2 separate regions of the Homo sapiens genome follow, and region 2 is linked to region 1. Evidence: chromatin loops called from intact Hi-C (ENCODE). Cell type or tissue: heart right ventricle. All regions are shown on one strand. Each heading gives the region's core, and the rest is flanking DNA. Links, peaks and the distances in the headings are about the cores only. Region 1 overlaps SMYD4 (SET and MYND domain containing 4). Region 2 has its middle 4.2 kb from the start of MIR22HG.

The links. Hi-C counts contacts between places; a loop is a spot of excess contacts. Peaks named below come from ENCODE experiments on the same cell type or tissue, not always from the same donor. Only the 100,000 strongest peaks of a DNase experiment are listed, where the experiment ranks them.
Region 2: a loop joins it to region 1, with 7 times the contacts of the local background. A loop is called at or near these places in 102 of 110 quality-filtered maps.

What each region holds. Positions count from the first base shown.
Region 1 is chr17:1,781,450-1,786,815 of GRCh38, forward strand. SMYD4 (SET and MYND domain containing 4) reads right to left here. Exons shown (of 11, transcript NM_052928.3): 7 at 5,361-5,366; 8 at 2,877-3,012; 9 at 1,911-2,027; 10 at 1,586-1,709. Among named protein-coding and RNA genes, the nearest start is that of SERPINF1, 22 kb to the left of the region's middle. RefSeq lists an enhancer at 2,406-2,700. In heart right ventricle, for the core only: CTCF peaks have their summits at 2,757 (motif pointing left) and 2,956; DNase peaks (open chromatin) are centred at 1,282, 1,652, 1,962, 2,582 and 1 weaker place; H3K4me3 peaks cover 1,239 bases; H3K27ac peaks cover 5,000 bases.
Region 2 is chr17:1,717,756-1,723,121 of GRCh38, forward strand. It overlaps a transcript of WDR81 not described here. Among named protein-coding and RNA genes, the nearest start is that of MIR22HG, 4.2 kb to the left of the region's middle. In heart right ventricle, for the core only: CTCF peaks have their summits at 3,222 (motif pointing right) and 3,427; a DNase peak (open chromatin) is centred at 3,236; H3K4me3 peaks cover 377 bases; H3K27ac peaks cover 4,141 bases.

The sequences.
Region 1 (5,366 bases), core at 267-5,266:
GGAGGTAAGAGGAGTTAGTTCACTGATTTGTGAGGCAAATGTTAATTGAGGGCCTACTCACACACCGTGAAGAATGTAAGATCATTTCTGTCATCAAGGATCCTACAATCTAGAACAGTAAGTAAGACACTGTCACAAACACGCTGCAAAACAAAAGTGTGAGAAAACAGTTATAAAAGATAGTATAGACGCCAGGATCCTGAGAACACGAGGCAAATCTCAAAGCTTTTTTTTTTTTTTTTGAGACAAGAGTTTCACTCTTGTCGCCCAGGTATTTGTGCGACCTCGGCTCACTGCAACCTCCGCCTCCCGGGTTCAAGTGATTCTCCTGCCTCAACCTCCTGGGCAGCTGGATTACAGGCGTGAGCTACCACACCCGGCCTCAAAGTTTTCATCTGGTATTTACCACAGGTTTACATAGCAGTTTTCATTTTAGGGTGACCATCTTAGGGCTGACCTCTGACCTAACTCTGCAGCCCTTTTCTCTCTCTCTGACCAAACAGAATGTCTCTGTGTCTTGGGTACCAGGCCCACTCAGCACAGCCTTAGGTTGAAGCTTTAAGCACTTTCTCATAGCCACATACACCAAGGGCAGCTTTACCAGGGTTGGAGGTTCCACCCGGAAATCCTGAAATTGGGCCCTAAATGGTCTCAGTAGCAAAAGTGGATTTGGCATCAGCTCATCAGCGTGCTGTTCTTTCCTTTTAACCTTCAAAGTAGAACAGGGGATTTAAAACAAAAAACAAACAACAGCAGCAAAAAAGCAGGGTTTCTCGACCCTGACACTATTGACACTGTTGCTGGCTCCTTCTTTGCTGGGGTTGGTGGGGGGGGCACTGTCTTGTACCCGGGAGGATGCTTAGCAGCACCTCTGGCCTCTTTCGAATAGATGCCAGCAGCACCCCCCTTCCAAGTCATGACAATCCAAAATGTCTCCAGAGATCGCTTGAGCCCAGGAGTTGCAGGAAGCAGTGAGCTGTGACCGAGCCACTGTACTCCAGCCTGGGCAAGACAGCAAGACCCCTTCTCAAAAAAAAAAAAAAAAAAGTCTCCAGGCAATGCCACATGTTGTCTGGGGGTAAAATCAGCCCTGGTTCAAGCAAACGCTTTAAAAGGAAGAGGATGCAGAGTAGGGAGAAGGCAGAGAGCCTGGAGCTGAGAGTGCTGGGAATGAGACAGCCAAAGGGGCTGTGACGAACCAGAGAACAACCAGAAGGAGAGCTATACTGGAGGGTGGGTGGGGCTGCCTGGCCAAGTTCTCTCTGGGAAACTCACTTGAGATCTAAAAGCTTTCCCCATATCTCCCAGGAGGAAATTCTTTTTTTTTTTTTTTTTGAGATGGAGTCTCGCTCTGTCGCCCAGGCTACAGTGCAGTGGCGCGATCTTGGCTCACTGCAAGCTCCGCCTCCCAGGAGGAAATTCTAAAGCGTTATGTTTGTTAGCAAAACAGAAGGCAAAGATCTCTCCTAAAGAGGAAATAAAGAAGTTTCAACATGCTTTTAAAAACACCATAGAAAAAAAGTAATACCCAGAAGAGCCTAGGAAAGGAACAGTGTGTGCCCTGTGAAGTGGGAAAGGGACTCACCCGTTGAAAAAGATCTGGGCCAATTTGAAGAGCTCATGGCCCATTTCAACACTGGACGGCCCGTGGCGAACCTCCACCACGTAGAGACTCCTCTGTAGATGGGTGGCTGACTTTTGCCAGTCTCCTGTGAGAAGAGAAAAATCTTGTTCCAGAAAAGAACCACTGTCAACTGTGGATGCATATTTTCAGGGGGAGGAAATGGAACGAGAGGGGGAGCACCCTCAGTTTACAGAGCGGGGGGTAACCAGGCAGACAAGGCCGGGGCCACGGCGAAGTGCCCACAGCAGACTGTTCCCGACGCAGAACGTGAAGGCTCATGCTGTACCTAAGGCAGCACAGGCCCGGGCCAGGCCATCCGCGATCTCTCCCACCACGGCGTGCTCTGCCCACAGGAAGCTCTCGGCGTCACGCTGGCACCCCGACAGCCGCTGAACAGCTCGCTCTGTCAATGCAGAGGAAAGACGTCTCACTATAGACAGAAGCCCAGTCCTAGGAATGAGAATCCAGGTCTCAAATCCTCTGAATCAGCTGGGCTGAATGTGGAAATTCCCCCTGGCCTCCCTGGGTTGTCACCAACGCACAATGTCTGTTCCAATAAAGCTGCTGTTTTCTTCTGTTTTCTCTGTCAGTGGAGAAAGGCGCTAGGGGAGGCCTCCCCACATTTACACTGTATTTTCAACATTAACTTCCCAACTCGACCAACTCTACCTTTCACGTACGGCCATGATTTCTCTTGACCCTGAAATCTAAGCTAAAGGTCAACTTTCATAAAGCAGGGTAAATAAAAATCCCATGATGTCAAGCTCTAAGGCAGGGTTTTCAAGGGCAATGGGGAGCTCCGCAAGTCTCAGACAAAAGCAAGACACTCCTATCAGCTGGGCTCACGCCCCACTGCTCTCTAGCAGAGACTAGCTCTGAGGAGGGAAGAACCGCCCTTCTAGGAAGTTACATCACTAGGCCCTGGAATTAAAATAAATGACACTCAACTTCTGGAACTGCACACAGCTCACGGATGTCAGCGATGACCCGTTAGTTGGCAGGGGTACTTCAACTTAGCAATCAGATGCAGAAGAAAACAACAGCTGAAATCACCTGGCCCCTTTTCAAGGGCCCCACAGTAACAAAGCTGGTCAGGGTTTGGACTCACTGGCCTATATAGCCATCTTGTGGCTGGCATGGGGATAATTACATCCAATTCTCCCATCAGTACTGAGTATCCCTGAGTCCAAAACGGTATCAGAACAAATAAAAGGGAAGGGGCTGGAGGACCAAAGCAGGGAGCCAGTCTCACCTAGTTCACCATCTCTGAGAAGCTTCTGGGCCACTCTGACCTGCTGCTGTAGGTCCTGTAACCGAGAGACCAGGTGGTCCCTGCTGACGGCGGATTCTGCACAAGATCTGCTGCCACAGCGCAGCACGTCATCTCCCTGTGGAAGTCAGTTTTCTCTTTATTCCAATGCCAGGGTCAGTTATCAACACCGCCTGTGCTTACATTACAGGACTGCTCCATAGTTTCTTACCTCATGGGGGAAAGAGACTCCTGTAACAATACATCGTGACGAAAGTCTGAGCGAATTTTGTTTGATGGCGGCAATGGCGGCAATTCTAATGAAGTGTATCAGCAGTAGCTGATCCCACCTGAGATTTCATTTTTGGAACAGAACTGGTACAGTGCACAATTTCTTTCCACTTCTATAGCCCCTCTTGTCGCTTTTTGGGGCCAGGACTTTAGATGACAAACATTTCTTTTTTTTGAGATGGAGTCTCGCTCGGTCTCCAGGCTGGAGTGCAGTGGTGCGATCTCGGCTCACTCCAAGCTCCGCCTCCCGGGTTCACGCCATTCTCCTGCCTCAGTCTCCCGAGTAGCTGGGACTACAGGTGCCCACCACCAAGCCCGGCTAAATTTTTGTGTGTGTTATTTATTTTTTTTTTTTAGTAGAGACGGGGTTTCACCGTGTAAGCCAGGATGGTCTCGATTTTCTGACCTCATGATCCGCTCGCCTCAGCCTCCCAAAGTGCTGGGATTACAGGCGTGAGCCACCGTGCCCGGCCTTGATGACAAACATTTCTAGTAGTTATGAAAAAGTCCTCAGAAAACCAATAGAAGGCCAGGTGCGGTGGCTCACGCCTGTAATCCCAGCACTTTGGGAGGGCGAGGCGGGTGGATCCATGAGGTCAGGAGATCGAGACCATCCTGGCTAACACGGTGAAACCCCGTCTCTACTAAAAATACAAAAAATTAGCCGGGCATGGTGGTGGCGGGCGCCTGTAGTCTCACCTACTCGGGAGGCTGAGGCAGGAGAATGGCGTGAACCCGGGAGGTGGAGCTTGCAGTGAGCCGAGATTGCACCACTGCACTCCAGCCTGGGTGACATGAGAGAGACTCTGTCTCACAAAAGAAAAAGAAAAAAAAAAAAAAAAGAAAACCAATAGAAAGGCTGGGCGTGGTGGCTCACGCCTGTAATCCCAGCGCTTTGGGTGGTCGAGGCAGGTAGGTCGCTTGAGGCCAGGAGATCGAGACCAGCCTGGCCAACATGGAGAACATGGCCAACTCGTCTCTACTAAAAATACAAAGATTAGCTGGGCATGGTGGTGCATGCCTGTAATCCCAGCTACTGGGGAGGCTGAGGCAGGAGAATTGCTTGAGTCTGGGAGGTTGAGGCTGTGGTAAGCAGAGATCGTGCCACTGCACTCACTTCAGCCTGGATGACAGGGCAAGACCCCATCTCAAAAAAAAAAAAGAAAAAAAAAAAAACTAATAGAAAAAGGTGCTAGGTGCGATCGTCCTACATTTGACCTTGGGTCTCCAAGTTTAGCTTTCTAACACAACCGGCTCTGCCTTTCACTCATGACTCCCCTAAGAAGAATACGGCACTTGTGGCAGAGGGGAAACCTCCGAGGTGGACATCTGCTGTGTTTCAAAGGCCGATATCTATTTTCTCATTTGGCAACAGCAACCCAACCCAGTTTCTCATAAGGATCCCTCTCACCCTCAGTCCCATGGCCCTTGCCCTACAGCTGAGGGTGTGGCATGTGGCTCACATATGGCTCCTTCCTCTGGCCCAAATGGCTGGAGGAAAACTATGTCTAATTTTCCTCCAGCCACAGTTCTCAGGTCAATGAAACACAGTAACATCTCTGCCCAGGCTGCTGTTTGAGTGGCATGTGCTCTTATCCTCCTTGGCAGGAAATCCGCAGGCTGGGCTGCTGGCAGCCATCCTGCATCGTAAGAGGGAAGTCTATCTGAGGATGGGCTAACACAGAGAAAATGAAGCTGAGAGGGGTGGACAGAAAGCCCCTGGATCAAGCTGTATCTTAAGCAGCCTTATCCTGGAATTTTTCTCATAACATTTTTTTTGGTAGAGACAGGGTCTTGCTATGTTGCCCAGGCTGGTCTTGAACCCCTGGCCTCCAAGTGATCTGTCCACCTCAGCCTCCCAAAGTGCTGGGATAATAGGCATGTGTCACTGTGCCCAGCCTATCCTGGGACTTTTCAATGACTGACTTCAGCAAATAAATTCCCAGTCTCCCCCAGATCCCAAACCAGTTCAGATGGGATCTTCTGTCCTTTATAAAGGAAACATTACTAAATTGAACCTTTCCCTGTGGTTTCTCTGGAGGGGAACTAGTGTATGGGGATGACTGGCTAAAATGGAGGTGATATTACTGGTCTCAGCACTTACAAGTCCCTGATGGCTTCCTCCTAAACACTGATCACCCTTGGGGTGGAAAACTGACCTCCAGGAAAAGTGGAGGAGACAGAAGAGAGAATTACCTGCAT
Region 2 (5,366 bases), core at 115-5,114, 64 kb before region 1:
CTCCCCCAACCCCAACCCCGCTCTGCTCCTTAGTTCTTCAGAGGCTCTGGGCTTGGAAAGAGAGGTATTTCCTGTTAGCACAGTAAATTCAGACTCTGTGGTCTAGACCCTCCCTGGTCTAGGGGAAGGCCAGTACTGGGGAGGTCCAGAATGGTGGCTGGCGCTGGGGAGGGTACAGTGAACCCGAGGACCAAGCCTGGGGAGGAGGAATGGCTATGGGAAGCAAACTTGGGGTTCAGAACGCTGCTTCTCAGGCCAGCCGCCCCCTACTTCCTACTCAAGTTGCCCTATTCCTCCATGGACAGGTGTCTGCTGATGGGATCCTCCTGCTTTTGCCCATTTACTCCACCTCCTTATTTATTTTTTTTTTTTCTGTTTTTGAGACAGAGTCTCGCTCTGTTGCCCAGGCTGGAGTGCAGTGGCGCGATCTCGGCTCACTGCAACCTCCACCTCCCGGGTTCAAGCGATTCTCCTCCTTCAGCCTCCTGAGTAGCTGGGATTACAGGCGTGCGCTACCACTCCCAGCTAATTTTTGTATTTTTAGTAGAGATGGTGTTTTGCCATGTGGGCCAGGCTGGTCTCGAACTCCTCACCTCAGGTGATCCACCCGCCTCGGTCTCCCAAAGTGCTAGGATTATAGGCGTGTGAGCCACCGCGCCCGGCCGCATTCACTCCACTTCTAACTGTTCTCAGCTGCCACCTGGTCCCTGGGCCGCTCCATTTTTGGCTTTTGGCGGTGCCCTGCCCACATGGCCACCCCCCATAGCAAGGGTCCTAATTGCTCAAGGACTGCAGGTGGGACACGTTGGCCCCAGAAGCCAGCGTCTTTGGCTGGGAAGTGCTGGGAAGACCCAGGTAAATATTTTGCCTCGATCCTGAGTTGGGAGTCAGGGTCACTCCAGGACAAGCTTAGTGTGAAGTCCTAGGACTGACTTGGCAAGGCGTGGAGAAATTGAGCAGGGCCCTGGCCAAGCATGGAAGGAAGTGAAGCCTCACCAGTGGCCCCTATTCTCCATTATCCTGAGCATAGAAATCCCATCCCTTTCCCACTCACGGCCCTTGGGGTGACCCTTTTCCATTTTGTTCTGAACACTGACCCCACCCCCTAGGTCAAAAGCACAGGCTTCGAGTCCAGGGTTTCGCCACCTCAGCACCCACTGGCATTTTAAGTAGAATAATTTCTTGTGGGAGGGCTACCGGGTGCACAATAGGACATCCACGTGGTCCCTGGCCTCTGTCCTAGATGTCAGTGGCAACACCCACCCACCCCCAGCTCCCAGTTTTGACAACCAAAAGTATCTCCAGACGTTACCAAATGTCTCCTAGGGGCCAAAATCTCCTCCAACTGAGAACTACTGTGTTAGGCACACTTAGATTCAAATTCCAGCTCTTACTAGCTGTGAACTTGTTACCGATAATTTCCCCTCATCTACAACATACGGTGAATAAGGAATTCAAGCCTTGTTGTAGGGATTTCAACATTTAAAAATATTTTAAAAGTTAAAAATGTGCCCGGGCGCGGTGGCTCATGCCTGTAATCCCAGCACTTTGGGAGGCTGAGGCAGGCGGATCACGAGGTCAGGAGATGGAGAACATCCTGGCTAACACTGTGAAACCCCGTCTCTAATAAACATACAAACAATTAGCCGGGCGTGGTGGCGGGCGCCTGTAGTGCCCAGCTACTTGGGAGGCTGAGGCAGGAGAGTGGCGTGAACCCAGGAGGCGGAGCTTTGCAGTGAGCCAAGATTGGGCCACTGCACTCCAGCCTGGGTGACAGAGCAAGACTCCGTCTCAAAAAAAGAAAAAAAAAAAAAAATTAAAAATGTGGCCAGGCACAGTGGCTCATACCTGTAATCCCAGCACTTTGGGAGGCCGAAGCAGGTGGATCACTTTGAGCCCAAGAGTTCAAGACCAGCCTGGGCAACGTGGCAAGACCCTCTTTAAAAAAAAAAAAAATTAAAAAATGGCCTGGCGAGGTGGCTCACACCTGTAATTGTAGCACTTTGGGAGGCTGAGGCAGGCAGATTGCTTGAGCTCAGGAGTTCGAGACCAGCCTGGGCAACATGATGAAACTCTAGCTCTACCCAAAATACAAAACATTAGCCAGGTGTGGTGGTATCTGTGGTCCCAGCTACTCAGGAGGCCGAGGCAGAGGTTGCAGTGAGCCAAGATGGCGCCACTGCACTCCAGCCTAGGTGACAGAATGTGACTCCATCTCAGAAAAAAACGAAAAACAAATTTAATTAGAAAACACCTAGCATAGATTTAATTAGAAAACACCTAGCGTAGATTTAATTAGAAAACACCTAGCGTAGATTTAATTAGAAAACACCTAGCATAGTACCTGCCACACTGGTCCGCAGCTGGTGCACTACTTTTCTCCCTGCCGGATTAGCAAGAGCTGACCCCGCTCAACATGGGCTGACTGGTGGGGCAGCTGCAGCCTCTGTCCCTGACTATCCAAGACATGACCTCCCGGAAACCCAATACTGAGGCTGGCCAAGGGGAGCGGCTAATTTGGTCTGAGATTCCCCAGAGCCCAAAGGTGCTTGCATTGGGATTCAGGGAACACGCTTACTGGGGGCAGTGAGAGGGAAATTCCGGAAGAGAGCTGTTACAGACGTTACTTCTCAAGACATAGCCTGAAGGTTGCTGCATCAGAATTACCTCGCGTACTTGTTAAACATTTAGATAGCTGTATCTCACTCCAGACTCCTGAATTAGAATTATGCCCTAAAGGGCCGGGCATGGTGGCTCACGCCTGTAATTCCAGCACTTTGGGAGGCGGAGGCGGGCGGATCATCTGAGGTCAGGAATTTGAGACCAGCCTGGCCAACATGGTGAAACCCCATCTCTACTAAAAATACAAAAGTTAGCCAGGCGCCTGTAATCCCAGGTACTCGGGAGGCTGAGGCAGGAGAATTGCTTGAACCTGGGCGGTGAAGGTTGCAGTGAGCCGAGATCGTGCCACAGCACTCCAGCCTGGGCGACAGAGTCAGACTCCGTATCAAGAAAAAAAAAAAAAAAAGAATTATGCCCTAAAATTTGAAAACTACTGCCCTAGGGCTCAGATTGGGCCAGGGTTTGAGGCCCCAGGAATCCCAGTGCGCCAGTTCCCAATATTGCTAGGACATCTCTATTCTCGGGAGGAAAGGAGAATTTCAAGAGGTAAAATTAGGTACACTCAAGGTCACTGCTGCAGTGTAACCCCAGTACCGCTAGAGGGCAGGGCACACACAGACTTGCAGACAGAAAAAGTAGTACCTGCTCAATCTAGGTAAACTGAGACCAGCGCAAAGAACAGGTGGACCCAGCCAGCTCTATTGGTACTAAGAAGCAAGCACTACCTTCTAACCATCAAAACATATCCTCTGATTTCAGGTATTTATATCAAAGTTGGGGCTGGGCACTGTGGCTCACGACTGTAATCCCAGCTCTACTAAAAATATAAAATTTAGCTAGGCGTGGTAGCAGGCACCTATAATCCCAGCTACTCGGGATGCTGAGGCAGGAGAATCACTTGAACCCGGGAGGCGGAGGTTGTGGTGAGTCAAGATGGTGCCATTGCACTCCAGCCTGGGCAACAAGAGCGAAACTTTGTCTCGAAAAAAAAAATTAGCTGGGCTTGGTGACGCTGCCTGTAGTCTCAACTACTCGGGAGGCTGAGGTGGGAGGATCACCTGAGCCTGGGGAGGTCGAGGCTGCAGTCAGCTGTGACAAATCACTGCACTGCAGCCTGGGTGACAGAGTGAGACCCTGTGTCAAAAAAAATAAATAAAAAATCACTCGGGCACCATGGCTCACACCTGTAATCCCAGCATTTTGAGAGGCCGAGATGGGCCGATTGCTTGAGCCCAGGAGTTCAAGACCAGCCTGGGAAACATGGCAAAACCTGGTTACTACAAAAATACAAAAAATTAGCTGGATGTGGTGGCACATTCCTGTAGTCCCAGCTACTCAGGAGGCTGAGGTGGGAAGTTCACCTGAGCCTGGAAGGTCGAGGCTGCAGGGAGCCAAGATCACACTACTGCATTCTAGCCTGGGCAACAGAGTGAGACTCTGTCTTAAAAAAAAAAAAAAAAATCAGGCCGGGCACGGTGGCTCACACCTGTAATCCCAGCACTTTGGAAGGCCAAGGCAGGCAGATCACCTGAGGTCGGGAGTTTGAGACCAGCCTGACCAACATGGAGAAACCCTGTCTCTACTAAAATACAAAAATTAGCCGGGCATGGTGGCACATGACTGTAATCCCAGCTACTAGGGAGGCTGAGGCAGGAGAATCGCTTGAACCCGGGAGGCGGAGATTGCGGTGAGCTGAGATCGCGCCATTGCACTCCAGCCTGGGCAACAAGAGCGAAACTCTGTCTTAAAAAAAAAAATCTTCTTAAAAGGGGTGGTGAGGATTACACAAAACAGGGTATGCAAAATGCTTAACAGATGACTAGCTCCTGGTAATGCTCCATACAAGTTTGTTGTAAGTTACTACTGCCCAGGATCATATGACCAAGCACATGAGAGGCTCCAGCTACCCTTCAAGGAAGAGGAGACAGATGAAATCAGATCATGGCTGAGACATTCCTGTTTTCTCTCTCTTTTTTTTTTTTTTTTTGAGATGGAGTCTCACTCTGTTGCCCAGGCTGGAGTGCAGTGGCGCTATCTTGGCTCACTGCAACCTCTGCCTCCTGGGTTCAAGCGATTCTCCTGCCTCAGCCTCCCAAGTAGCTGGAATTAGAGGCGTCCGCCACCACACCTGGCTAATTTTTGTATTTTAGTAGAGATGGGGTTTCTCCATGTTGGTCAGGCTGGTCTTGAACTCCTGACCTCAGGTGATCTGCCCATCTCAGCCTCCCAAAGTGCTGGGTTACAGGCATGAGCCACCGCACCCGGCCCTCCTATTTTCTCTCCTATCAGGCCTAGTTTTCTTTTCTTTTCTTTCTTTCTTTTTTTTTTTTTTTGAGACGGAGTCTCACTCTGCCACCCAGGCTGGAGTGCAGTGGTGTGATCTCAGCTCACTGCAACCTCCGCCTCCCAGGTTCAAGCGATTCTCCTGCCTCAGCCTCCTGAGTAGCTGGGATTACAGGCACCCGCTGCCACACCCGGCTAATTTTTTTGTGTTTTTAGTAGAGATGGAGTTTCCCCAAGTTGGCCGGGCTGGTCTTGAACTCCTGACCTCATGATCCGCCCACCTTGGCCTCCCAAAGTGCTGGGATTACAGGTGTGAACCACCGTGACCGGCCAAGGCCTAGTTTTCCTAAGTGTCTTTATGGGACCCTCACACCTGTACACCAAACTCCTTCAAGAGGCAAACTCTCTCCTAAGAGGGAGACAAAAGAAACAGGGCCAGTGGTTTCACTGTAGACAATGGT